Regions from separate parts of the Homo sapiens genome. Here region 1 is linked to region 2. The links are chromatin loops, found by intact Hi-C in ENCODE. Cell type or tissue: mammary epithelial cell. All regions are shown on one strand. Links, peaks and the distances in the headings refer to the core of each region. The heading gives the core; the rest is flanking DNA. Region 1 overlaps NT5DC1 (5'-nucleotidase domain containing 1). Region 2 overlaps NT5DC1 (5'-nucleotidase domain containing 1).

Region 1 (17,691 bases), core at 3,909-11,908, 99 kb before region 2:
TGCCAGAGGCTATATAATAGCCCTTTAAAAAAATTAAAATATATTCTCTGTTTCCCAGGGAAGAGGAAGTACTAGTAAGAAAAGGTCAGTTTAAGAAACAGATGATAATAATAAATCTAAATGGCTAAGAATAGAGAAGTTTGATGAGTGGATGACTGCTAATTTCAGAGGCTGTGTCTCTCTCGTAACTTACTATACCTAAGGGAGTCAGATGTGAGATTATTTCACTTAGAAAAACAAAGCTTTTGTAGCAAGAAGAATTTTATGGGCTACGTAAGAAAAAAATTTATAGTGTGTAATGCTGAAAACATAGACTTGCTTTCAGAAAACTTGAGAAAAAATTATTTTTTCTTAGCTATATGTGCTTAGTGCCATCTAGTGATCAAAATATAAATTACCATTAAAAAGCTACTGTTAACATTTCCAAAGGAATAAAAATACAAGGCATACGCATTTAAATACAATATTTTAAATTTCTTACCTAGGTTAATTGCATTAGTATCTCAATTAATAATGTCTGATTCAAAAGAGTACCAATATAATAATTTAATCAGATAAAATTATTCTCTGAAGTCATAACAGAGATGTCCTTGTTTTGTTCATAAGCCAGACTGAAATGAACAAACTAAAAAAGACAAGCCCTGTACAAACACATACCCAATGGTAGATTATGAGTTGCTCTTACTACAAAAGATCACTGTCATGGAGAAAATATTTTTGCCCCCTTGTAACCTCCAATTATTAAAGGAATAGGAGACATAATTATACAAATAGAAACATCTTTTTATTGAAATAAGTCAAGGTATTAAATCAAATGAAGAGTTATGTTAAACATACTACAATGGATTATAATTGTCTATTAAATTATATCCCCCAAAGAAACTATAAACTTCTAAAGGCAAGAAATATATCTTTCTGCTTGGCATGGAGCAAGTATTCAACATATGAATACCTAAATTAGTGCAGGAGCAGACACAGGAACATTTATGTTTCCTTACATTCAAGGCAAGAGTATGATTAGTACCATATAGCCAAACTGAAGTGATAAAAATAATATTATTCATGTATGATTAAGGCAGCCTATGAAAAAAGTCATGTTTAATTATGATACTAATTAACACTGATTGAACAAAATGGAATTTAGACCTAAGATGGAAAGGAGTGGTATTGTTTGTTCTTAACTCACAAAGAAGCCTGTGTTTTCACTTAACCTCCAAAGGAATTCTATTTCACTGCCACTTTATGTAACTTATTTTCCTGGTTTTTCCACCACTCTTATATCCTTTGATGCTGATATTTTCTAGGTCCAGATGAGATTTAAAGGAAATTCTTTTAATAAGCTGATTCTAAGGAATAAAAGTTTAGCTCTCCTATGTTAAAAAAACTGGTTAATGTAGAGTGACAGAAATAATACCAAAGTGTTGCAACAGTCTGATATGCACATCAAATGGCCTGAATACACCAAACAGGATATAGGGACCTCTCGTGGTAAAAAAGTATAGTACAACCTGAATATTAAAAACAGTTTTTTTCAGTTTAACAGACAATTGTGCCACATCACTATTTCTATCATCACTGAATAAGCTTTTTCTTGTTAACTGTATCACTACTGTTTGCATGATTTTTGGCCAGAATTTTCAAAGCTGCTGTCCGAGGGGACTAGAGATGCCAGGATGCTAACACTTCCATGGTCAGCCTCCAAATAAGGTCTGTTGTTTCCATTGCAGAATATAATTTAGAAGAGATTTAAATATTTACAACCTTTACAAGTTATATAAGAGCACGCTAGTGAACAGCTAAAATGCCTAGCGATGAACTGTTTAAATGTACTTGCTGTAGAGATGATATAATTAATTTTCTTAAAAGAAGAAACTTCTTTGCTAAGAGACACTGAAATATTTGTTGGAGGATAAAAGAGATAAATTTATTTTGTTTATTTATAGGTGGCAAAAAATAAAATTAAAATGTATTAAAACAGATTTGCTGTTTATATAACAAAATATATGGTTTATATCTAATATTTTATAATTAAATAAATAAATCTAGAATATCTAGATTGTGTAAAGTGAAAATCTATATGCTAAACATAATACTTGGAAAGTCTCTCAAATAAAAGCTGGGAAATGAAGTACAGAATATGAGAGAAAAACATAATATACAAAATTTACATTTTAACAGTATCTGATTTCCAGATCTGTAATTTAATTTGCATATCCCGGCCCTACTCCAAAAATTCTGATTTAATTGTTTTGGGGTAGGGCCACAACATTGGTATTTTTTTTTTTAAAGCTTCCCAGGTAGTCCTAATGTGCTACCAGGATTAAGACTTGTTGACCTAAAATATAAAATATAAAATATAAAAACCAGAATTCTTACTATTATTTTCTGTGTATTTTGCCTGCTTCATTGGAAATCACAGGCTCTCAGAGGGCAGGGACTTTTGAATTTTATAGTATCTTTATTACCTAACATATAGCCTTGTACATGTTAGGTAATCAACAAATAATAACTGTTGCCAATTATCTTAAATGTCATTGTGGTTGATGATCTTTAAAGTGTTTACTCTTACACTATACCAATTAAGCATGGTACTCTAGATTTAGTTAAGTATTGTGAATACAGAATGATGGATTTCATTCCTCCTTTGAAAGGAGGATTCCTGGAAAAAGTGTATATTATGGAATTCTTTGAAAGAAAAATTATTCGAACAGTTTAAATGAGTATAGACAAGCCAAACAGACTCCTTTATCTCTCCAAAGCCATCAAACTGCCTGACTCTGTGCTGAATACAGTCTATAAATATGATTTTGGGTCGGCAGTATTTTAAAATTTTTGGATGTTAATGTCCTTGGACAGTATTACATATGTATTGTAATAGTTTACCCACAATCCCACCACGCCATATTGTCTGCACTTGGCCTAGTCAACTCCCCTGTTGCCATCAGTTTACAACCTATTTTTTCTCCTATGATATCAGAATGAATCATTCTAAAAGAACCTAGTTTCCTCTTTCCGACATGGTTACTGGACAGACAACGTAAATGTGGAGAGAGGTTTTTGAAGGTCTGCCTGGTTTTATTCAAAATATAACAAATCCTTTAATGAGGACGCTGACAGCTGGGAGGGTCAGCAGATGGATCTGATGACAGAATCACATACAATAATATCTGGACAGGCTGTAAAGTCGACAAGGTGACTCAGTGAGGTACAATTTCATAGGGAGAGATGAAATCTTACCAGGTTGAAAGCTCAGCCATACAGGCATAACATTGGAGGAGCTGTTGTTTGTCAGCAACTTCAAAATATAGAGCTTACAGTCAGCTTAGGCTCCACAGTATAGACAAAGTAAAATAAAAAGTTTGGAGACCATGTTTTGCAATTTATTTAGTTACTACTATGTACTTTTGATATCATGTTTCTGGAAAAATATTTCTGCTCCAGAAAGCTGGGTAAGAAGCATGTGTCCTCCTTTATAACCCTAGGCATCTTATCTTCATGTGCTCCGTATTATCCAATTAGGTGATTAGATTGTAGAGCTACATTAATATCAGTACAATGTTCAGAACCAGGAAAGCAATAATTTCCACTCTTTTAATCATTTTCAGACTAAACCTTGATAACTGGGTTCTATTCTGGATGACACTTTTCACAAGAAAGTGTGTCCAGAGAATGATGATGTTAACAATTCCTATGCCCCCCACCCTAGAGACCTCTGGTGGAGCCCCAGAGATACACACTGGCCAATCAGACATTTACAAACCTGTGAAACAGGCAGCTTCAAAGGACCGTTTAATCTTAGAGTTGCTTGAGTCTATGCCTCCATGGTGATGTCCAGCCAGATAACTCTTTTTTTTTTTATTATACTTTAAGTTTTAGGGTACATGTGCACAACACAGATAACTCTTTAGCCACAATGAACACCCATTTCCACAGTGTTTCTCCTCCTCTAAAATGTCTTTGCATTTTGAATATGATATTTCAAAAACAGACTTTTGGTAGAGTAGTGGGTCTCAAAATGAAGGTAAATTAGAATTATCCAGAATGCTTTCAAAAATACTCCTAGAGTTTCTGATTCAGTAGGTTTGGGGTGGGGCCTGAAGATGTGCATTTCTAACAATTTCTCAGGTCAACTGACAGTCCAAGAACCACACTTTGAGAATTACTTCAGTAGAATACCCCTATAAAACCAGACAGCTTTTTGAAAGCCTTTTTTCTCCTAGCAGAACATGGTCCTCACTATTTCGGCTAGAAGTGCAAAACCAGATTATGCATATTTAACGTTATCTGATAAAAATGCTCAAATCTGTGTCTGTGTTTAAAAACATTTTAAGTAAAAATCTTTTTAAGTAAAATAGAATTTATTTTTATTTCCTTTATAAGAAGGATATATATGAGAATAAAGACCTGATGAACTGTTTTATGTTTTTTCAGTGTACTATTTGACATTCACTTTCATTTCTGAGCCTTGAGAGCAATACTCTTGCATGTAAAGTAGAAAAAGCACACACTTTGGAGTCAAATGGCCTAAGTTTGAATCCTAAGTTTGTAAGTGGTTTGCCACTTACAGTATCAGGATTTTTGAGAAATTTACTTAAAAATTTTAATTCTTAATTTCTTCACCTATAAAATCTCATTAAATTATGGAGAAGAAAGCCAGGCACAGTGATGTGTGCCTATAGTCCCAGCTACTTGGGAAGGTGAGGCGGGAGGATCACTTGAGCCTAGCCTAGGCAACACAGAGATATCCCATCTCTTAAAAAACAAAAAAAAGTAGTGTGGGTAAAGTATCCATCTCATAGTGCTTGGCACAAAATCCCCAATAAGAATTCCCTTCCACCCCTTCTACTTACCTAGACACAACTCTTTCTGATCCTTTTGCAGGGAGCCTATCACTAGAGGTGAAATAGGCAGGATCCTGTGCCTGTTACAGCACTTCTCAAAGTAGCATTAGTTTTTAGTAGCTCATTATAATTGAAGGGGCATTTTCATGTTCTCCTACATGTGATCTACACATAGAACAGATGTTAAATTTATTGAATATAAAACATTATAGAAGATGTGAAGTGGATTGAGTTTCCAAGATGGACACAACAATATCTCCCACCTCATATGTCTAGAGTTGGAGTTAATTGTTCCATTCTTTTATATCTGGAGAGGTTATTTTACTGCTTTGACCAATAGAATGCAGTGCGAATGACCCTGTGTTAGTTCCAGGTGTAGCCCTTAAATGGCCTGGCAGCTTCGACTCCTTACCTGTTGGAAGTCATGTGCCATGTAAGATGTGCAACCAATCTGAGGCTACCTGAGATGCTGTGAGGAATAGGTTAGATGAAGAATTTGTGTTGTAGGTGCTCCAACTGCCAGCCCCAGCTGAGTGTTGAGCTAAAAGCTTCAACTGCAAGACATAGTGAGCCCCTTGGACATCCAGCCCAGTCATGCCTTCAGAAGACTACTGTCCCCACTGACATCTGACTGCAACCACAGGAGAGACCCCCACGTTTAGAAGCACCCAACTAAGCCCAGAATCCATAAGTGACATGATACTGAGTTTTGTGTGTTGGTATCCTATGGAGCAATAGATAATCTAAACAAGATGCTTTGGAATAAAGTCCCAATTTTAATTATTATCTCTATGCAATTCAAGATAAAATATTCACAAATCCTTTTAGAAACAGATGAAATAAAAGTAAACAGGCTCTAAATTGTTTTTCTTCACCTCCAAAAAATAACTCAAAGGTTTCTACTGCATATAAATTTACAAAATGTAAATACATGAAAAGCTTTTGTCAGCATAAATGTTTTAAACAGTTTAAAGAAATCCAAAATTAACAAGTATTTAAAGCAAATTCTACATACTTATCACTTCTCATCTAGTTCAAATATGAAATGCTTAGAAACTGAAAATAATAATCAATTGCTGAAATACAGAGTGATTATAGCAGTAAAAAATGAATATCCTGGGATGTTTGTTCCCCTGCCTCCCTGCCACCCATTAAATCTCAACTCAAAAACTTTGGATTTTTCTTAAAAAACTAGATTGGTATTCAAAGGAATATGCATTTTAAAGATCAAATTTTATCACAAGAGTGCACTGTTTCCTTAATTAATTTAGTTCAGATATCCTCAGTTTCTTCAGAAATATCTTTTCTTACTAATAAAGCCAAAAGTATGCAGAGTTGTATTTCACTTAGAAGCAATCCATTTCAGAACACACATAAAGATTATAATCACAAAGGATTACTTGTTCAATGTCCAGACAGTGTATTATATAAATAGGAAAGCCCTCTCTAGCCTCCTAGGTCTGTGCCACATCTATACCTTGCATAGACAGAGTAGTTAAGCAGCTATTTTAATGAGGCACTACTCTGTTTTTCACTATACTTTTCCACCTGTATTTGTATCAGTCATATCTTCTATATGCTTTCATAAAATATCACCTGGCTAGTTACTCCATGATAACAAAAGAAAAAGGAAAAAAGAACATACTAAAGTTTCAAATCAGTGAGATTTTAACTCTGATAATTGTTTTGACAGAGTTATTAACTTTTTAATAAAAAATTTGAAAAAGAATTGATAAAATAGTATTAGAATAATGAAATAATTTCTTTGATATAACAAACATAAATATATAGGATAGTCTATGTGTAATACTCTGCAACATTGCTTGAGGAGTAATAATGCCCTAAGCCTGGGTTCTTATCCTAAAATCCATACACAGGCCTCACTGCGTGAATGAAACCCCAATACTCTTTGCAACATTTTGTTCATCAGTGTGTTGTGTGTGTTGGGGGATCAGAGCAGGTGTAGGCTCTCTAGCTTTAATTAGATTCCTGAGGCTAGGGACATGAAGAACCACAGACTTAGATTCTCTTAGATTTGCACAGTACAACAAAGCAAACATTCCAATATCCCTCCCTTTGTTATAGTCGAGAAAAATCTTATAAAAATGTCTTAGAAAAAGGAAATTCTCTGTAATAGGTAGTACAGAATTTGTACACAGTTTGTCCAGGAATAAATATACTTCGTGGACTCTATATTTTTTACATGTAAATTATTCTAAGTCCAATACATTTATACTTATTTGGCATGGCTAATGAATGGCTGTTCTAGTTAAATTAATTTGTAGGTTAATTAAGAATAACCAAATATACAATATAAAAACATACATAAAATACAGTCAACTCTTACTGTTGAACCTATATGGAAAAAAGAACTATTTAAAGAGATTAAATTATTGCTTTTCTTATATATGATACACTTTTGCTAGAGAAAATTCATTGTATTGGGTTTTTTATTGCTGCACAACAAACCACCTCAAACATGATGGCTTAAAATAACAATGTATTATCATCTCCTGATTCTGAGGGTTGACTGAACTCAGCCAGGCATTTCTCACTTGGAGTTGTGCCCGGGGGTATGGAATCATCTAAGGGTTTCTTCACTCACTGTCTGGCACCTGGGCTGGGCTGGCTGGAACGGTGAGAGCTGGTGAAACAAACATCTCTCCACTTAGCTAGCTTGAGCTTTCTCTCTGCATTTGGGTCTCACAGTAGTTGGACTTCTTAAGTGGCGGTGGGTTTCCCCCAGAGCAAGTGTTTTAAGACAAGCAAAAGCTGCAAGGCTCCTTATGACCTAGTTTTAGGAATTTTACAGTAGCACTTCTGCTGAATTTTACTGATGATAGAGGTCCAGCTCATTTTCAAGGAGAAGAAAACAGAAAGGTGTGACTTCTGGGAGGCATGATTCATTAGAGAGCTATCTTTGTAGACTAGCTGCCAAACATACTAATACTTCTATGTGATTCCTGCCAGTATATTTTCTGTTCATATCTAACTCTGTGGGAATTTTAAGCATACCATATATAGTTTTTTTTACCTGTGTTTCTGTTCAGCATTGTATCTGAGGAATTTCCTATGGCATTAACATTTATTTTAAAACATTTCCATGGTTTTAACTTAATATCACTTTTAAAATAGATTATTTATAATAATTATCCTCATAATAACTGACATAATCTGAGTGCTTATTTTTGCCAAACACAGTTCCAAGACCTTTATAACTATTAATGGATTTAATCCTCATAATGACCCCAGGAACAGGTCCTATATGATTCCCGTTTTGCAACTGAAAATCCGAGATACAGAGAGGCTAAGGAACTTGCCCAAAGTCACACAGCTACCATGTGGCAGAATCGGAATTTGAATGCAGGCGGTCTGCTTTCGGAGCTTGTGCAATACTGCCCAGTTACAAGGCATTTGGGGACTCTATGGTAACTACAGGGTCACCACAAATCTTTACTCTTTTTTTTTTTCACATGGTACATTATTACATTTCAGGGGTTTGAGGTTGTTCAGAATTTTAATAAGTGAGAGTTCAGAATTTGGATAAATTTTGACAAATCAAATTAGCTTCTTTTTGAACCTTACATATAAATTTATTTAAAATCTTGCAATGTGGAAAGTCTTTTAAGCATGGCACTGAACTCAAAAGCCATAAAGGAAAATTGAAACACCAAATTAGATTTCTGCAGAGGAAAAAAGTATCCATCAATATGCATTCTAATTATATCTAGAATTAAAAGGAGCCTTAGAAATCACACCCTTCAACCTTGTCATATTAAAGATGATTAAGTAGCCACCACATATTTTGCTCAAAATTACGGTTAGTAACAAACTTGGGTATGGAATAGAGTCCTCAAGAATCCTAATCCACTAAACCTCATCATTTATGTGTCTAAATCTATATGTTTGAGATTTAACTTATTTGATGACCATTATCTGTTAAAGAAAAATAACTTGCGTTCAGAAGCAGAAATCAAATGCTTTAAATGGTATGCCTGTTTAGCTATATAATTATTGGATAATAATTATAAAATTCAATTCTGCTTTTCCTCAGGATTTCTGCAGAAGTTCTTTGTCACTGAACTGATATTGTCTCTGCTATTATCTGGAAACTCAGACCTTCCACTGAGATAGGAAAAAAAACCCCAAATAAACGTCTAAAATTAAGGCATAAATATTATCTCCCTTCCTGGAATACTCTGCCTTCCCTCTGCTGCCTGGTGAACCTTGGAAGCTTGTCACAAGGTTACCTTCTATGAGGAGCCCTCCCCAATACCCACTCTGCACATCAATGATGGCATTCATCATGTTACACTATAATCAACACTTGTAATAAGCATATTTATGTATTTTTCTTTCTTCTGAGACTCTGAGATCTTTTAAGAAAAGAACCATCTTAACATTCATGTTTATACTCCTAATATCAGGCAAGTACCAGAGGATTCCTAACTACAGAAGTAAGTGTGTGTGGGAAAAAGCTACCAGGCAAGACTTACCAGGTGACCATAAAGACCAGAGGTTGGCAAACCACAGCCCACAAGCTAAGAAAGGTGCTTACATCTTAAAATGGTAATGTAAGTATCAATATAATAGCCTTGATTTTGTCTCTTGGTGCCCAAAGCCTATAATATTTACTATCTGGCCCTTTAAGAAAAGGTTTGCTGAATCCTGATATGTAGTATTTAATAACTACGGGACAGTAACGTAATAAAAATACAATTAGTTATATATAATGCACTATTACTAGAAAGTACCAAAAGAATAATAAAATCATCAATTTAAGAGACTTTGTTTAAAGCCTATGCAGTCTCTGAGCAGAGTGAATATTACAAAATGATTTGTGATCAAACTAATGAAAGACAACATAAATACCTTTATGTATCTTTTAATCACAGTGGATCCCCAGCCATGATGTAACTGCCCTTCAATTACTCTCTGGCCTGGGTTCTCTATTAGTATATTCTATGAGCCAGATGATGGGTCTCTTTACTCTGCCATCTCTTTAAAACCTATCTATATGTGCCTTTGCTATTGCTTTTATGATTTTAGCACACTTTATTTTTAGTCTCTGAATAAGATGTTTTCAGGCTCACTTGGTCTGCTTGTTAAAAGAGCAATCGCAGGGTCACAGAAAGACACTACAAGCCTAGGGCTGAAAGCCACCACTGGTAATATTTTTCCTCATGAATGTCAAAGGAAGTTGAAAGATCCCAAAAATGCACATGATGACATGATGACATGATCAGAAAGAACTAAAGAGCTTGTAGCTTGAGATGAACGAATAAAGGCACTATTGCCTAAGTACAGCCTTACAAATTAACTGTGCAAGAAATAGGAATGTTTTCCTTGGTACAGCAAAACAAAGATGCCTCCAGGTAAAACCTGGGACAGGTTTTAGGGGCTAGCTTCAAAGAGATACACTGTAGCTTTCATTTCAAACGGTTTTAAAATGTATTTGTGAAGCATAAAACATTTTGGGAGGGTTTTGTTTTCAACAGAAGTCAGCCCACTGACATTATCCTTACTTGAAATCTTCCACCTCCTTCAGAAGAGAGAAGCTGGAAAAAATTAGGAGAACTAAAATGGGATGCCTCCGGGCAAAGCAGACTCAGAAATGTGGCAATGCTTATTCCTTTGAAAAAAGTTACAGTTGACTTCTCTAGCTTTGAGGCACAAAGAGATCAGAAAAAATAACAGGAACATAGAAATCATAAGCTAGATATTAGGGGTCATTAACTATCAATGTCTTAAGGAAATCTGCCCCACACTGAGGACTGAAGTGCTCAATTATTTAACAAACGAAAGACCTGGAATAGAACTTTCACTGTGTTTCTTCTAACCTGGTTTTTCTTCTGTAGTAGGTAGCCTAACAGAATGCCGAGACAACATTTCAGTATGTATACACTATGCTAAACTCAGCTCCCAAATCAATATAAATAACAAAAATAATCTGTGATGGGAACCCAGTCCTCATTCCATAATGATCAGTAATGAGGCACAGAGTAAAGAAAGCCTGGGGCGGCTCTTTATAGCCTCTGCAAGGAGTGGGCAGAGACTCAGGTAGAAATACAGTGGGAACCTGGGCACGAGGGGTTCACAGTTGAGTAATGGCTGGGTTCCCAGAATATTCTACTCTAAGCAGGGCTTTTAACCATCTAAATTCCTCTTTTTTCTTCTTTGGTCTTATTTTTGCCTTTTTCACACTGCCTGCTTCCAATCTAATGCAACAAGTTTATATATTTTGGGTATTTTTTAGAATTAACATATAATCATAATAAAATACAATCATATATACTTTTCAAACATAAAGATGAAAGACTTTTTAAACCAAAAATTAAGTAACTCTTTACCCGGTAAGCATGAAAAAAAATCTGAAAAATAAGGTTATAAACTTAGTCTTTACCTATATAATATGGACATATGTATCTATCATCTATCTAATTAAAGATTGTAAAGGATTTTTTTTGCTTTCTCTCTTTAGAATACATTAAGTCCACCATAAAAAAGAAAACATTTACTTCTATAGCTATAGACTCTATTGATCTTAAAAGGAAATGCAGGTACAGAAATATTTTTTCCCATGATTTCTTAAGACATATGATCCATTTATTGAGTGCATACCTTCAATCTTTCAGAATAAAGTGGAAGAAATCTGCTGTAGGCAGGGAATAGGTATAGTTATTAATGCAGAGATATCAGCTCCCAGAGGATCTGAATAAAACAATATTGTAATAATGAAACTATTTTCTAATAAAAAATTACATTCTTTTGACCTAGGAAAAAGTTTGTTAAGAAAGCATATGACATAAGTGATCAGACTATTTATTTTTAAAAGGAAAGATGTCAATATAAATCCAGAGAACTTTAAATTCTAGAATTACTCAATAAACAAGAAGAAAACATTTAAAATCCAATTTAAATGAGACAAATATTTTGCACACAATTATTTGGCAAATGTTAGCAATAAACACTAAATGCCCTATGTGTATTCAATGAAGAAAAATGTGAGTAAAGAGGAAACTGCACTAGACTTCGACCAATTAACAGTTTATCTAAAAACTATGGCAAAGAAAATGTTTTGCCCTCCAGATATAAAATCCATTTAAAACATCAAAAGGAACTTTATCTAAATGTCTCATGCCAGCAAATTAAATCATTATGGAGCAGGGTAGGAGGGATGGCAGAAAGAAATTCATAATTTGCAGGTGACTTCATTAAGAAACAGCTGTTGCTGTTGATGTAAGGAGAGTTGCTATTCCATTTCTACTGAAAAGCTTCAGAGCACAAAGTTCTGTACCAGAGTAGACACACAGATAAAAGTATATTACAGGATATGGTCTCCAGTGTTCCTGGGTGGTATGGACCCAAATCAGACAGTCTTGAGTCAAGTCTTAGTTGTGCAATTTCCTTGGGTAAGTGCTTTAGTCATTGAGAGACTGTTGGCTTATCTATAAAATGATCACAGTTATAACACTCACCCCATTAGGTAATTGTGTGAATTATATGCAATGATATATGTGAAACATTTAGCACAATGCTTTACACATAGTAAAAATTTTGTGTTAGAGCTATTTTTACTTTAACAAGTTCCTCTGGCCTAAGTACAGGCAGTTGATTAACCACGAAATGCTATGGGCCACACTGCATCATGGAATTGCCCTGCATGGGCCCAAAATGCAAGATTTCCCTTATCAAAATGCTACTTACCTTCAAAACATATTTTGAAACATATGCTATGAAAAAACCCTAAAAGTCCTACTGAGCAGGAGGCAGGGTGGTTCTACTTTTTGTTACTTCCAGGAAAAAACACTGGGCTAGATGGTCCAATGGTCTATTAGATCATTCTCAAAGGACTGAGCAGAGAAACTTGGGGTAGCTATTAGAACCTTGGGGACCACAAAACCTAATCTCATTGTGCAGATATGAAAATGAGGCCTAGAGAGGCTGACTTGCCTATCATCATGACATAATGAGGAAAACAGCAGGATGGAATGAAAATCTTGGTCTCTTTGATTTTTTCATTACACATTCCTTACTGTCATATCTACTAATCTTATTGTTTTATCCCCTTTATTAAGACATATTACAGCCTTGTTGTAAAGATGTAAATACAATTAGTGAAAAATTTAAAATGTACCCTTTTAATACAAAATCAGAATAAAGACGGAAACTACACAAACAGCTGGTTTATTCTTAAAGAAATGTATAAAATATCTGAACAGCCTTTTTTCCCCCCCAATTTATTCCACATATTTAAGGAATTTCCTTTGGGAAGACTAGGTCTAGCAAGATCAGATGCTCTGTATATCTGTGTAGAGACTGTGGGGCTCCAGAGGGAGAAGCTGCTGACTCAGTTAAGTTCCAACCTACCAGATAACAGGGAAATTATCTTTCTAAGGTTAAATGTTATTTTAAAATTATCTCGTAATTACTCAAGTAAGATATGTGAACACTTCCAAATTTCCAAATATATGTTCTAAATTTTGAAACATAAAAAAAAAGTCTGAAGTCTTCTCTAAATAGTACTCTCAGTTTCTGGTCCCTAGTATCATTGTTGTCATTTTAGTGTCACACCAAGCTTGTCCAGCCCAGCTTATTTTGTTGTTGTTCTATTTTGTTTTGTTTTAGGCTTTTAGCAGCCTGAAGACATGGTTTTTAGTTTCTGTCTGTAATGATAAGCAGAAAAGAGGGATGAGGAAGGGGTTTTACCGGCCTAACCAGAAACAGAAACTAAGAACCCATGAATGTATTATTTGCTTGGACACTTCTGCACTGTATACTTTTCAGATAAATTTCTACGGACTTGCATACACACATATGTAGTTCACATTTTGGTGTGTATCTTTCCAATAAGGTGTTATGGACTTACACACACATATACATGTATTTTCTAGTACACATTTTGTGCAATTTGCTTTCCTCACCCAAAAAAATGACTTCAAAATCTAGCCACGTACTTAAATCTAGCCATGTAATTATAACAAATAATTACTGAGCACCTACTACACACTATTCATTGTTCTACTTGTTGAAAACATGGACAAAGTTTTTTCTCTCATAGACCTTACATTCTAGAAACGCTTCATTCTTTTTAACCACAACATTGCAATCCAGCATATGAATACAACAGTACTTTGGTGATTTTTTTCATTATAAATTCTGGAGTAAACAACATTGTATCTGAGTCCATGTATACATATGAGTACTTCTTTAGGGCTTATAAATGTTAAACGGCTGGCTCATTGCATATCTGCGTTTCTAATCTTAATATTTACACTGAGTTTGCTTTCAGAATTGTTGGGGACAATAGTTTTTAACATTGTTAGCAGCATATATGTGTGTACACTTACCCCACACTCTCATCAGGTCATACTGTCAGATCTTAATTTTTGCTGATATACTAAGTGAAAGTGGACATCTCATTGTTTTACCTTGCATTTCCCTGATTACTAATTAGGTAGTGCATCTTTTTGAATCTTTCTCAGTCACTACCTCTCATCCCTTTTACATTTCTACATTCAAGGCTGAGAATGAAGTAATTACCAAAAAGCAATTTGTTGTATTCAACTGAGTAAATTGAGGGCTATTTATGAAGTTACTTTATTATAAAAATTCAACAAACACACTCTGAGAGCACTTGACAAACTCGGTGGTATTAACTCCTGAAGTGTTTCTTACCCCACCAAAAGCCTTCAGGCTCACAGCAGTGCATCGTCCTCTCCCTTACCCAGGTGTTTCACTGCAGGACCAAATTCCAAATTATACTGCCCAAAGTGAGCTGGGTCAGAGGCCACAGCCTTCGAGGGTTTTTTTTCAGCGGGTCTATGGAGAGCTGGGAATAGGTATATTTGATGATCACCGTGTGTGTGTCAGGGCATCTGTCGTCTAAAACTACTGGTGTTCTCTAAAAGGTAAATTATGATAATAATTATAGATATCAAGTGGCAAAAAATATTTCTGACAACATCAAGTACTGGTGAAGATATTGAGAATATAAGGTATCTGGAACTCACACTGTGCAAGTACTTTGAAAAATTATTTGGCAGTTCCTACTAAAACTGAACTCACAAATACACCCTATAATGTGGCAATTCTAATTCTAGGTGTAGCTCTAAGGGTAACATGTAAATAGGCATGAAAATCACATGTAAATGATGTTCATGAGGCATTATTTATAACAGTCCCCAATTAAATTAACTCACGTCTACCAAGGGTAGGATGAATAAATAAAATGTGGTGTAGTTATATTAATATAATGGCATATTGTACAGCAATGAAAATTAATGAATTACTGTGACATTCAGTAACAGGGAGACATTATAGGAGCATAATGTTGAGGAAGAGCCACTAGATGCAGGAAAATACATACTGCATAATTACATATATAAAATAAAAAATGAGACAAAATTAATCTGTGGTGTTAGGTGTCTCTCCAGGAAAGGGATGTTGGCTAGAAGGGAGCATGAAGAGAGCTTCTGGCGGACTGCAGGGCTCTATTAGCTGAAAATATGTTCACATTTAATAACAATGTATAGTAAAGTAATAATAAAGAACTGACATAATAGTTTCATGACCATGAAAATGAATCCAAGAAATAGAATAAAAACAAGTGTTAAATCAGAAATGAAAGACTCACATTAAATGAGAATCTAATACAATACTGTAAAACTGTTTAGTATAGAAAAGCAACCACTTGGTAATTTGGTTTGTTCAAATTTGCATTAAGTGACATTTTATATAACTTCACTATTTCCTGTGTCCTACCATAAAAATGTTTAATATCATAATCTGTGGGAAAAAATTTGTGTATTAAATTAAATTTAAAAAACCACTTGTATTAAGTGAAAAACCATGTTTGGAAAAGTAAAAGTTTATTATGAGACAGCCCCTCCCTCCCTTTTTGCATTACTACATTACCCCTAGTAATATTTGTTGCCTTTGTACTTTCCTCACTCCTTAAGATTTTCTAGTTAAGGAAATGTGAGGTAATTAAGAACTGTCACTTTTTCTGATTCTTTCCATAGAGCTTCTGAATTTACTTGCTCAAGTTAACAATAATAAAAATAGCTGTCATTGTCTTAATATTTTAATGTTTATCTGCAATGCATTTATGAAACTGTACACTGCAGTTCCCCCTTTCCTAGACTATAATCTCAGAATGCCATTCTTAACCTAACAAACATCATGTGACTGGATTTTCATATGACTCTGTAAATACCACTCAATCTAAACTTAGTGTCACTGAACTTTGCAGGCATCAAATTAACAGATTTGCATCTGTAAAAGAAAATAGCCTTTGTTTTTAGAATTAAAGAAATAAACCTATTGCCAATAATAATTTTCTAAAGGTTGAAACTCTTAAAGGTGGAATCAAGAACATATGGGATCATTGTTTCCTCGTTTCCCCTAAAAAAGAGTATGGCGAACAAAACTCAGTGAATTTTATTTTTTAGTGATGAGTTTAAGAACTTACAGCTTTAGATTTAAGTGGGCCAAAATTGAGAAGGAACTTTGTTCTGCTACTGATCTATGTATTCCAACCATGCTAAGCATAAGAAAAAAAGGTACTACAGAAATGTTTTCTCGAAAAGAATAGCCAAGTGTGTGCAAGGAAGGCCCAGAGCTAAGGTAGGGGAGCCTGCATCACATGGAGGATTCCTACACTGTCTAGACTGGTGCTCTAGCAGGTATGGGCCACACGTGGCTACTTCAAGTTAAATTAAGTAAAATTTAAGTCAGTTCCTGCAACTCCCTGCCACATTTCAAGTGCTCGGTAGCCACATGTGGTTAATGGCTACCACACTGGACAGCCTGGATATAGACTATTTCTTCACTCCAGGAAGTTCTATTGGTCAGCACTCCTCCAGGTGTAAATTAACTTTATTTCACAGTTCCTAAAATTATCAGCTGTAGGTGCATAAATCTACCAGTGTGGCATTTGGATCCAAATAATAAGCAAACATGATTTGGTCCAGAAATAGAGCATTTAAAAAAGTAGAGGCAATAATTATAATCATGAAACCATGCCAAGGCTTCAGTGCAGGCTAGAAGGGGAAATACTCTGCCCAGAATCAAGTGGCTTAGGCTGTACACCTGTGTTTCTTTCGGCTGCATGTCCTTGCCCATGACCTCACATGTCAGAAGTGGCCACATATTACCTTCCCGACTTCATGGGTGGGAAGGGATGTCAAACAAGCCTAAATAATAGTAAGCACATGTTGTTTGCCCTATTATCTTTATATTAACCAAGACTTTTAATATCATCAGTAAACCTGACTCTGGCAAATGCTCACCTCACTGAAGTTCTCAGAACTGAAAAGCATTACCGAGGCAGTCCCATAAGTCACTGGTCTCATTAGGGAAATTTGATTGGTCAATTCTTCTCCACCAACGGATTACAGAACACTACTCTATATACTGGAGTGATTCTAAATTCAATTTCTGTAACAAACTATGTTCAAATACATACCTTTATACAGTGCAATATGCCCAGAATGAATAAACAATACTGTTCACTGAAATAAAGGTGGTGGGAATGACTTCCAATTACACAGTTAGTTATAATGGCTACAGCCAAAAAGGCAAGAGTATCATAGAGGTAACTAATTGTAGTTACCTATATTAAACTTTTTTATCTGCTCATGTATTGTCCCTCCAAGATTTTACATGTGGTGACTCATTCTGAAGGATCCCCTTATCTCACCTTCTTATTCTGCACACATCTAGGTGCAGTACCTCTTGGGCAAGTTGGTACTTCACTCCTATTGGGCAAGTTAGTACTTCACTCCTACTGGGCAAGTTGGTGCTGTGGGGTGCTACCATAGTACCTTCCCGCTTTTTTCCATTCCTC
Region 2 (10,716 bases), core at 2,370-10,369:
AAATGTTTTTTGACCATTGTTCAGCTGAAAAAATAATTCCAAATGAAACAAACACAATAATTCAGTTTTTAAGCATAGTGAAAAATGCTGGCAAACAATTACAATGCAGACAGTCCCTGACTTAAGATGGTTAGACTTACAATTTTTTTATTTTATAATGGTACAAAAGTGATGAAGATTCAGTAGAAACTTAACTTCAAGTACCCATACAACAATTGTTTTTCACTTTCAGTACAGTATTCAATAAATTACATGAGCTATTCAATACTTTATTATAAAATAGGCTTTCTTTTGATGACTTTGCCCAACAGTAGGATAATGGAAGTGTTCTGAGTATGTTTAAGATAAGCTAGGCTAAGCTATGATGTTCAGTAAACTAGGTGTATTAAATGGATTTATAGTATTTTTGACTTAACGATGGGTTTATCAGGAAAAAACCCCATCATAAGTTAGGGAGCATCTGTATTACTATATTCTGATATAAGTTTATATTTTACAAAACATAATAAAGTTATCATTCTTCTAAATGTAATTTTAAAAAGAAATCTTCCATGAAAATCACTGCTACATATACACATACATATCACTAAATTTTAATATAGCTCATATAGCCCAAATAAAATAAAAATTTCCACTCGTTATAAAGTCTAAAAATTATAGAATATTTTTAAACACAGCAAATTCATAGTGTTATATAATTTCTGGGATATCAGAATGTGTTATATAACATACTATGGCATCAATGGGACTAAGAAGACTGACGCCCTAAAACCCCAAAAGCTAGTTACTTTAGAATTCAGTGCACACTTAACCTGAATTTCGATATGAAAGAGCTGCAAGTCTCAACAGAAGAGATGAATGAGGTTCCAAATCCGAACTGTAAATTGTTTTCATTAAGTTTTTTTAAATCAGAAAGCAAATAAACATTACATTAAAATATACAACCCTATGATCCTTTGCTTCCTTGAAAATGTTAACCAGTGACCTATCTAAACAAAGACAGACTACTAGATATTTATATCTAATTATACAAACTCCAAAATATTTAAAGACTGATACACTTTCCTTGTAGTAACTACCGAATGAGAAACTGACTCCATCTTGTGTTATTAAGATTTCTACAAACATACCCAAACTATTGCTCAATGGAAACTTTCACAACACATAAATGTAATTCTGATTCACAAATAAAGCATTACCTGGGTTCTATTATCAAAATGATAGTAATTATTATTATTATTTTGAGACGCAGTCTTGCTATGTCGCCCAGGCTAGAGTGCAGTGGCGTGATCTCGGCTCACTGCAACATCTGCCTCCCGGGTTTAAGCAATTCTCCTGCCTCAGCCTCCCTAGTAGCTGGGACTACAGGTGCACGCCACCACACCCAGCTAATTTTTGTATTTTTATTAGAGACAAGGTTTCACCATATTGGCCAGGCTGGTCTCGAACTCCTGACTTCGTGATCCGCCTGTTTTGGCCTCCTAAGGTGCTGGGATTACAGGCGTAAGCCACTGCACCTGGCCCCAAAAGTAGTTATTTTTAAAAGACATGCATAAAGGAAAGTGATTCTGACATATAAATCTGTTTGATGTTCATAGGTCTTAAGTCCTAAGGATAAACTAGTATAACCAGAGATCTATTTAATCTTGATATACAGTACAAAAGAAAAAATTTATATTCATTAAATGATGTTCAAAATGGTGAATTTTTAAATTTCATCCGATTTTTCTATTTTATATTATTTAGAATGCTTAAAGACACGCTGAATTTTCTTAATCACCTCTAACTTTTTTATTTTGCTAATGAAACTATTTATTTTGCTAAAAAAAATGTTTTGTCCAGATCCAAGTTCTGTATTTCTTTTCTTTTTCTAAACTTTTGCCCCCTCTGCTGGAGAATAGGTTTATTTTTCCTGAGAGAAAAAAAAAAGGTCACTGCTATTTAATTTTCCAAAAATATTTGAACCAAATTCACCATGTTTTTCTTTCCCAGTCAGCTCTGAAACCACAAAGAAGAAACTAAGCAAAATCACAACTCAGAAGCAATATATAATTAGGTCCTCCAATTTATGACTGACTACATATCATAGTTTTAAAAAATGAGTCCCCACTTACTTTTGTTAAATAGTCCACCACCCTGGCACACAGAAGAGCTCCTGGCAGGTCAAAGTAGTTGTCGTAAAAGTAATACTTTCCTAAAAAAGAACAAAATTTTAAACTGGGAACAACATAATGCTGCATGCATGTGAAATACACAGGAATATGGCTGAAGAGACACTAGATTTTGTTTAATTATCTGAAGAAGCCTCCATTCCAATTCAAAGTGGCACCATTATTGGCTGTCATTGTCTTTTAAGAAAGATTTAAGCTCTGAGGGCACCACAAGAAAGTTAAAAGATGATATCTAGAAGTTAAGCATTGTATTCGAAGATATTTTAGTCATCTTAAAGAATGTAAAAACTAAAAAGAGTATATGCAAAAAATAAAATAGAATATGAAAAAGCCATATGATGTTATCTATGTCACTGAATTTCAAAACAATCAATTTACCTAACCCTGGAGTACCATGAAGCGCTCTATACAATAGTGCTTTTTCAGATTGGTTGGCTGACCCCTCCTAGAGTACTGTATTCTATTTTTATGCCATTTAATTTCAGTATAATGTGAAAAAAACTGGGGTGATAAGTAGAATATAATCATGCCATGTGAAGACACAGTGTGCTTAAAAACTGTAGAGTATAGGACAGGTATATTCCAAGATTTCGTGGAAGAGAGGGATTTGGTTTATTCTGTATGACTTTAGGGTAGAATTACATTTGAGCCCTTCTTTGGCACATGTGACTTTTGGATCTGCTGTCCCTGAACAGACACTTTTGATGACCCATGTCACATCCCCTTGGCCTGCGTCTGATTGCAGCCACTGCTATGCTAATAGCACCATCCCACCTTGGCAAAACTGTGTCGATTCTCTTTCTCCCAAAGGCTCTGGAGCCCATGTGGCAAACTTCACATTTAGAACAGGTTCAGGAACCAGTAAAAGAATGCCCTGCTTCCTGTTCCATGGACAGACAACTCTAGGAGGTATTCTCTGCGCTTCTCCTTGGAAGTCCCAATGGAGTCCAGCAACCATTGTTCCTTCCATGTCTTATCCTCTCATTCCTTCACTCCTGACTACTGGGATCAGGAGTAACCACTCTGCTTTTGAGGGAACCCAACCTCATACAGTTCCCTAGAGAACGCTTGATACAAAGAAGAGTCAAACAGAACCAATAGGTAAAGCCAGATTTTACATTAATAATAAGGTGCTTGAATACATCATTATAATCACCTGATTTTGACTCCCCCCCCCTCCCCCCAATTTGCAAGCTATGTATATGAGGTTATGGAACACACTTGTCTTGTTCTTTAGCGTTGACTGGGCACAGTGTTCAGCATATTCTAAGCACTCAATAGACGTTTGCTGAATGAATGAATGAGTAATCCAATAAGCAAATAGATTACTTTGGAATGCAGAAGTATTATAAGGAAATTAGAAGAAAACCATATGCAGAAGCCAGGGTTCTGTTCCTCTGAATATTGTTTTCTGCCTCTTACTTCTTCCTGTAAATTTATTTTAAAATGTATAAAAAAAAAATCAAAGTTTTCTGTTAGTTCACAAAATGGCTGTGCCAGTTTGTGTCCATTCTCTCAGTTAAAAATATTTTGGTTGATATAGTCTTCCTGTTTTTCATTTTTTCACAGCTTGAATTGTTAGGGGAACCTCTCAGGCTGTTTTTAATTCCTAAGAAAGGTTAGGATGGCTTTGCCAGTGTGAAGAACCAGTGATCTGGAAAAAAAGGAAGATGATATGCCATGTGCTTTTCTGCCTCTGCTTTGCTATGCTGTAGGACTGTATGACACTCCAGGACTCCCAAGACTTAGGACAGTGGGCAAAGCTTCCCAAGGTTCATTAATCTGCACTTTGTCATATCGCTTGGCCTGACACTAGACTGACCCAACTTCATGGTCAGCTGTCTCAGGCACTGTTGGAGCAGGAAGCATCCCAGCATTGCCAGTTACATACCCTTGCTTTTCTCCTCCCATTCTTCTTCCTTTGTGGGTACTAATAGATGAAATTCAGTCTAAGAGTTGAACTATTGATTTTGAGTAAGGGCTGAGTTCTAATTAAATAATTCAGGGGGAACCTAATGAGAAGAGCTCATTGGTTTTCACCCACAATGCAAGAGGCTAAGGTCATTTGACTGTTGAACTTGGGCTGAATGTCCGCTGTGTGGACACAAGGGCTTGTTCAGCCTTGAGCTGTTAACTGGGCCAGGCTGCTTGCAATGCCTCACCCAACACCCAAACTCTGACACTACACCACATGAAAGCTTCAACGTCCACCTCTGTATAGAAGAGACAGCTCATTGCTAATGAAGTGATTAGTGAGCCCAGTTCAACAAAACAAGCCTCTGAATCAAGATCAAGTCCTATAACCATTAAGTTTTACACAGAGAAAAACTGCTCCCCAAGAAACTACTACCAACCCTACTCCCTTTGTCTTAGTGGCCATGGTAGAATGGCAAATGAAGGACTGAGGGGAAAGGAACAATTTATGTTAACAAAGGTTCTCACTTCTGCAAAGGTGGTATTATCTCCACTCAAAGATGAGAAAACTGATGCTAAGAGTGACTTAGTACCAGAGACACTTTATCCAGCAAATAACAGAGCTAATATGATCCAGGACTGTTTGGCACTAAGCCCCTTGTGATTTCCACTAGACCAAGCTGTTTCTGCATAATCTACCATTTGGGGAAGATAAGTTCAAAGGGATTTGCTCTCTGGAGATCAGCTGGCAAGGAACACTGTTCTTATGTTAGGTCAACAACCTGAAAAGAGATTATCAAACAAGTTGTCATCAAACATCTCTACATCCCTCAGTGCTTTAAATTTCCTAAATGTACTGATAGGGCATGTACTTTACAATTCTGTTCTTAACTCTGAGGATTAATATACTTAAAGGTAGAAGAAAGCTACAAATATAAAATCAACTGGAGTTCCTGAAAATAAAGGACTTATTTGGCAATATTTACCAAAATTTTAAACCTGTATATCTTTAGAGCAAGTATACTTCTAGGAGTTTATCCTAGATATATGTATGAAAGTGCAAAATATACATTCATGAAAACATCACCACAGGCTTGTTTGTAATGGTGAAACACCAGATACAACATAAATGTCCATTGCTAGGAGCCTGATTAAATATATCACGATACAGGCACTGAATTGCAGAGCATCCCAGCATTTAGAAGAACTAAGTGTACCTAGTGTGTGTGTGCTGATGCCAGAATCTCTAAGATGTAAATTGAAAAGAGCAAGGTAAATACATAATTCCTTTTGTATACCTTTAAAAAATAGGACAGGAGTTGAAGACAATTACTCTTCCTTCTATTCATTTCTATAATATTTAAATTTTCTAACCATGTGCTGAGATTAATATTTAACGTAAACAAACTTTAATTGGGCTGTGGTATCACAGGCCATTTTTTTCCTTCTTCCATACTTCTCTACATTTAAAAAAACTCATATTATTTTTTAAAGGCATTAGCTCTCCCTCATTTTGCAAAAACAATGGGCCTCTATTATGTGTCACAACCTGACCACTGGGTACCTGGATGGGAAACACTTCCCTAACTAACCCAAGTAGGTACAGATAAACTCCCAGGACCATTCTCAGAAGGCTCCTGACCAAGTAAGTGCCAGATGAAGCTACTGATTCCAAGAGGTGGCGCTCTCTAGTGGGCGAAACAGTGGGTAAACAGATGTGTCTTACTGAGTGAATGCTCTTTTAGCAGCTGGGTACTTTATTCTTTAAAATACTCTGGATTCTTAATAAATTTCAGAGTGAAACACTCAGCTATGTGCCTGGCTTTTCCAGGAGAAAGGAAGAGCCTGTTTACACCTGCCAACATCTGGAGAGACAACAGCAGTTCTCGACCATCATTTGAGTAAGAGGCTTTCCTCCCATCTGACTTGATAGGTATACAAAGGCATTCTATATCTAACCCCAGTGTGAAATCTTAGTTTCTCCTATCAACTAATTTTATCAAGAGCACTCATACTTCCTGACATTTTCAGCTCGCTATAAAAACAAACAAGCAAACAAAACAGAACTCTCAAAAGATAGCAAATATAACAAAGCAAACACAATAGGAACAAGGAGTAACTGCAACTATTTTCAGGTTACTATATTCTCTGAAGGAGAAAAGGTGCAATTCAATACTGTAGTGTGGGAGAAAACTGCAAAATGGTCAAAAAAATTGGAACAAATAAAAAAACTAATAATTAGGATTTTTAATAAGGTCTATTTATAAAAACATTTAACTATTCCCTATTAATTATGCACATCTATGTCTATAAATCATTTCTGAAAAATCATTTCATGTTTACCCATGGTGAAACTCTTTAAAGGCAGTAGAAAATAAAAATAGTTAAAATCATCTGGAAAACAGGAAAATAAGAGACAAAGGCAGATGATACTAAACTGGCAGTAAGGAAGATAATCATAGAAAATAGGAGTGGTAGGTAATGTGAATGCCTGGAGGAATCAGAGATGGAGAAAGAAAAGTAAGGATTGAGGACAAAACAAAACTGATAAATACAGGACAACTAAGGATTGTATTATTCCTAAGTGCTAATCTTTAAACCAGAACAAGTACAGGTAAAAGGAGTGCCAATAAAATCTTCTGTGAACAGTATTTTGAACCATCTGCCAAACAGAAGTCAAATACACTTGGAAAAAATACATCCTATTGCTATAAAGCTGAAGCTGCTCCCTTTGGCATCCTGCCCAGCAGGGGAAAGGGGGGTCTTCTTTGTCCTGACATCAAAGGTTTAGGGTACAAAACAAACAGGGAGCGGATGGTGGAGCTGCCTCATTTGAGTCATACCTGAGCGGCAAGCCATTCCAGTGTCCGACAAGAAGTGCTTCCACTCTTTCTTGCCATATGCCTCTGCCAGCACCTCTGGAGTCATCATCTTGGTGCCATGGCTTGCCCTGATTTTGAGAGAGGAGGCACATTGCTCATTAATGGTTCCTTGAATGCCCCTTCCTCTATCATTGTGACTGTTGATCCCTGTTGCCACTGGAGCTAACAAAAACATATGTATTTTTTCTGTTTTCAACTGGGTGCCTCCCTGTTTAGGATTCTGTAAAGCATTTCTGTGGGCAGCTGTAGCACTTACCCGCTTTAATCCATCAAGTAGCAGGTGATTAGGAGATACTCACTCTGAGGTCAACACTGGATAAGATACCACCCTTTTTTAGAGAAGTTGTCGTTTAACTACACAAATAAGATGAACATACCTGGAGCAATTAGAAAACAACTGTGTGGATTAGTGGGAAGCTGGTTCTGGCAGCACTGGAGAAAGAGCAGTAGGTACCAGAGTCAAAGCATGAGTCCATCGGGCCCATAGGAGGCACAGGAAGCACCTGGCACCCACAGGTGGATCATTGTGAGCACGCAGGACTGTGAAGACAAGATGAGGAGCAACCTGCCCACTCAAGGACACAGCATGGCTAAAACCAAATAGGGAAATCGAAGAGAAATGTGGAAAAACAGAGCAACATGACAAGAAAGTAGGTATTTTCTGTGCTCGAAATACTGCTTTTGTCCAGTTAAGAGAATCCTATGCTACAGAGAAATATGGTAGTTCCCCCTTATCCAGTTTTGCTCTCCCACAGTTTCAGTTACCTGTGGTCAACCTGGGTTGAAAAATACTAAGGGCATAATTCCAGAAACAAACAATTCGTAAGTTTTAAACTGCATAGCATTCTGAGTTCTATTGTTATATTTTATATTTTCTTACTATATCTATTAAACCTTATCATTGGAAAAGACATAGTACACATAGGGATATGTACTATCCATGATTTCAAGGAACCACTGGGGGTTTTGGAAGCTAACCTCCGAGGATAAGGAGGGACTACTGTAGTTGAAATGTTAATGTAGTTCATTATAGGAACTAGTTGAAATGTTAATGTAGTTTATTATGAGAAATTATAATGATTGAGAGTATTATTCTCTTGGTATTATAATGTGGCAACAAAATAATATGAAGGAAAAAAGAAATAAAATAAGAAAAGCAAATGGGGGAAAATCACAAATGGGCTCCTTTTTATAAAGGGGTTAACATTTTAGAAAGCTATATGTAAAGATCAAAGAATCCTGAATGGGAAATATGATCAGAAAAGGAATCTACTACACTGGTTGAAAGAAAGCATCAAGGAGGTATGCTAATAAATTCAGGAGAAACTAAAGGTTAGCCAGGACTTGGATGGAGAGAGACAGACCTTGTAGGAGGGGTACTGGGACAAGGACAGACAGATAGAACAAAGAGAGAAAGAAACAAAATTGTAGAAAGCTTTTCATTCTTTTAACTGTGGTTGAAGATAGCCAAGAACACTGTGAGAATCTGACAGAAGAGTTAAAGGTCATAGACAAAGCTGCATTTACACATACCCTATCTCTCAATGCCTGAGAAATAAACATGGAAACAAACTACAAAATACCAAAGGTGGGGCTACACCTGCTCTAGGTAGATGCACCTTAGGGGAAGGTCGGGGGAAAGTGTGAAGGGAGTTTGCATCATGCAAAAAGAATGATGCAACAAAAGAGAGTACATATCAGGGGTCTGGGAGTTCTCTCCTTTGATTCTGATCCTGTTTGTGTATGTAATAAATGGTATAGCTTCATAGCCATGTTGACTTGCCTGTACTATTAGTACTGGAGAAAAAACAGATGCTCCCTCCCTGGTGCCCTGTGAGAGACAGAGCAGTGACAGCAGCTGCTTCTGGACTGCTTGTCATACCCTTAGCAACCGTTGAGAGGCTGGGCCCACTCAGAGAGGAGAGAAGTAAAGAAAGTCAGCCTGGAGTGTGGGAGGAGGAAGAGGTTGATGAGACTTGGAACAGTCCAGAAAAACTTCCAAAAGGAGCTAGGACACAACATGATCCCTGCATGACAGGGCCAAATTTGGATAAATGAAGAAAGAGAGGGTGGTGGGTATAGACCACCAACCCCTACCCAATACCCATTCTTTCTTTCTTAACAAAAAGAATCCCAATTTTATTTTAGGCAGCCACACAGTCAGCTAAAACAGTAAAATTCCTGGGCTCTTTTGCCAGAAGGAGTGGTCAATGAGACGTAGCAGGTTATAAACTTTCTATTGTATGTCCTACAAATATTTCTAATGATGTAAACTTAAAGGAACTAGACCTTTAAATCTAATGCTCACAAATTCATATTTAAATGGCTTAAACAATTCATACAAAGACATGTAGACAGACAATCTGTCATCTGATTAATTAAAATAATCATATTTAACCCATACTGTAAGGGTCATATGCCACTCAGTAATAAAGTGTCTCAGAGAAGGTAAAGTTTAGACTTCACAACTAAGTTTTATTACCTGAGAACAGTGCCATTATTTGCAAGTTTAAGGAAGTTCCCATCTTCTAGATCCAATGCCAAACCTTTGCAACTGAAATAGGAAAGTTTGATTATTAATCAATTCCTATATTTAGCTAACCTAAGAAATAACAACCTATATTTTCCAAACATCATAATGCTAAAAAGGGATTCTGCCACCCAGGGGAATGATATGTTAATCACACAATTAAGAATATCTAAGAACTGTAAAATTAAATATCTATCACTGAGCAGGTATAAAAGGAAAATTGTTATATAGGTAAACAAGGACAGCATATTTAGTTTGTAAAATCTTTAGGCTTTTCAAAAGATAAATCTAAAACTCAAAAGAGAAAAAAAGAACCTGAACATCATCCCATGACTTTGTTAAAATGTACAAATGTTTTCCACTAAATAAAACACACATACACACACACACACACACATTTATATTCTACAAGTTAAGCACTTAGCCAGTCTTTCCTACACTCTAGAATTCGTCTCAATTTAGGTCAGGTTACAAGAACTTGCCATCTGGACAAGGCATATCATTGAAAACCACTATGGCCAGGCGCGGTGGCTCATGCCTGTAATCCCAGCACTTTGGGAGGCCGAGACGGGCGGATCACGAGGTCAGGAGATCGAGACCATCCTGGCTAACACGGTGAAACCCCATCTCTATTAAAAATACAAAAAATTAGCCGGGCGTAGTGGCGGGCGCCTGTAGTCCCAGCTACTCAGGAGGCTGAGGCAGGAGAATGGCATGAACCCGGGAGGCAGAGCTTGCAGTGAGCCGAGATCGCGCCACTGCACTCCAGCCTGGGCGACAGAGCCAGACTCTGTCTCAAAAATAAAATAAAATAAAATAAAATAAAATAAAATAAAATAAAATAAAAAGAAAACCACTAAAAGAAAGTCAAATACTGTTTTAGCTCCTTTACTGTAAAAGACTTGTGGGATTTGGGGAGAAAGGTGAGTACAGATTCATTATTATGAATAATAAAAGCAAAGTGGTATAATGGCTACCAAATACCAAGGGAATTAAACAAAAAATGACAGGGTACTTTAGAAGGATTATTTACTTTTGTTCAGGGTAAAACTTCCAGAGTCAGTAATTTCATATAGTAACATGTTACTGTTTCTTCCTTTTACAAAAATGTTACATCAAAAAAGACTAACAAAATATCAAAAGAATGCATACTAGATCAACATAATGTAGGTATTTTTCATGTGGTTTAGTATTGTTATTGATTCTCACTCTGTAGCCC

Evidence for each region. Peaks named below come from ENCODE experiments on the same cell type or tissue, not always from the same donor. Only the 100,000 strongest peaks of a DNase experiment are listed, where the experiment ranks them.
Region 1: it touches region 2 in a loop (4-fold over the local background); 12 of 110 quality-filtered maps call a loop at or near these places.

Annotation. Positions count from the first base shown.
Region 1 is chr6:116,200,987-116,218,677 of GRCh38, reverse strand. All of the region lies in intron 6 of NT5DC1 (5'-nucleotidase domain containing 1), which reads right to left. It also overlaps a transcript of COL10A1 not described here. Among named protein-coding and RNA genes, the nearest start is that of TSPYL4, 44 kb to the left of the region's middle. In mammary epithelial cell, for the core only: no CTCF peak of the experiment used is centred there; a DNase peak (open chromatin) is centred at 7,427; H3K4me3 peaks cover 199 bases; H3K27ac peaks cover 961 bases.
Region 2 is chr6:116,107,169-116,117,884 of GRCh38, reverse strand. NT5DC1 (5'-nucleotidase domain containing 1) reads right to left here. Exons shown (of 12, transcript NM_152729.3): 3 at 9,450-9,521; 4 at 6,929-7,035; 5 at 2,115-2,194; 6 at 1-24. Among named protein-coding and RNA genes, the nearest start is that of NT5DC1, 12 kb to the right of the region's middle. RefSeq lists an enhancer at 10,559-10,716. In mammary epithelial cell, for the core only: a CTCF peak has its summit at 5,779; no DNase peak of the experiment used is centred there.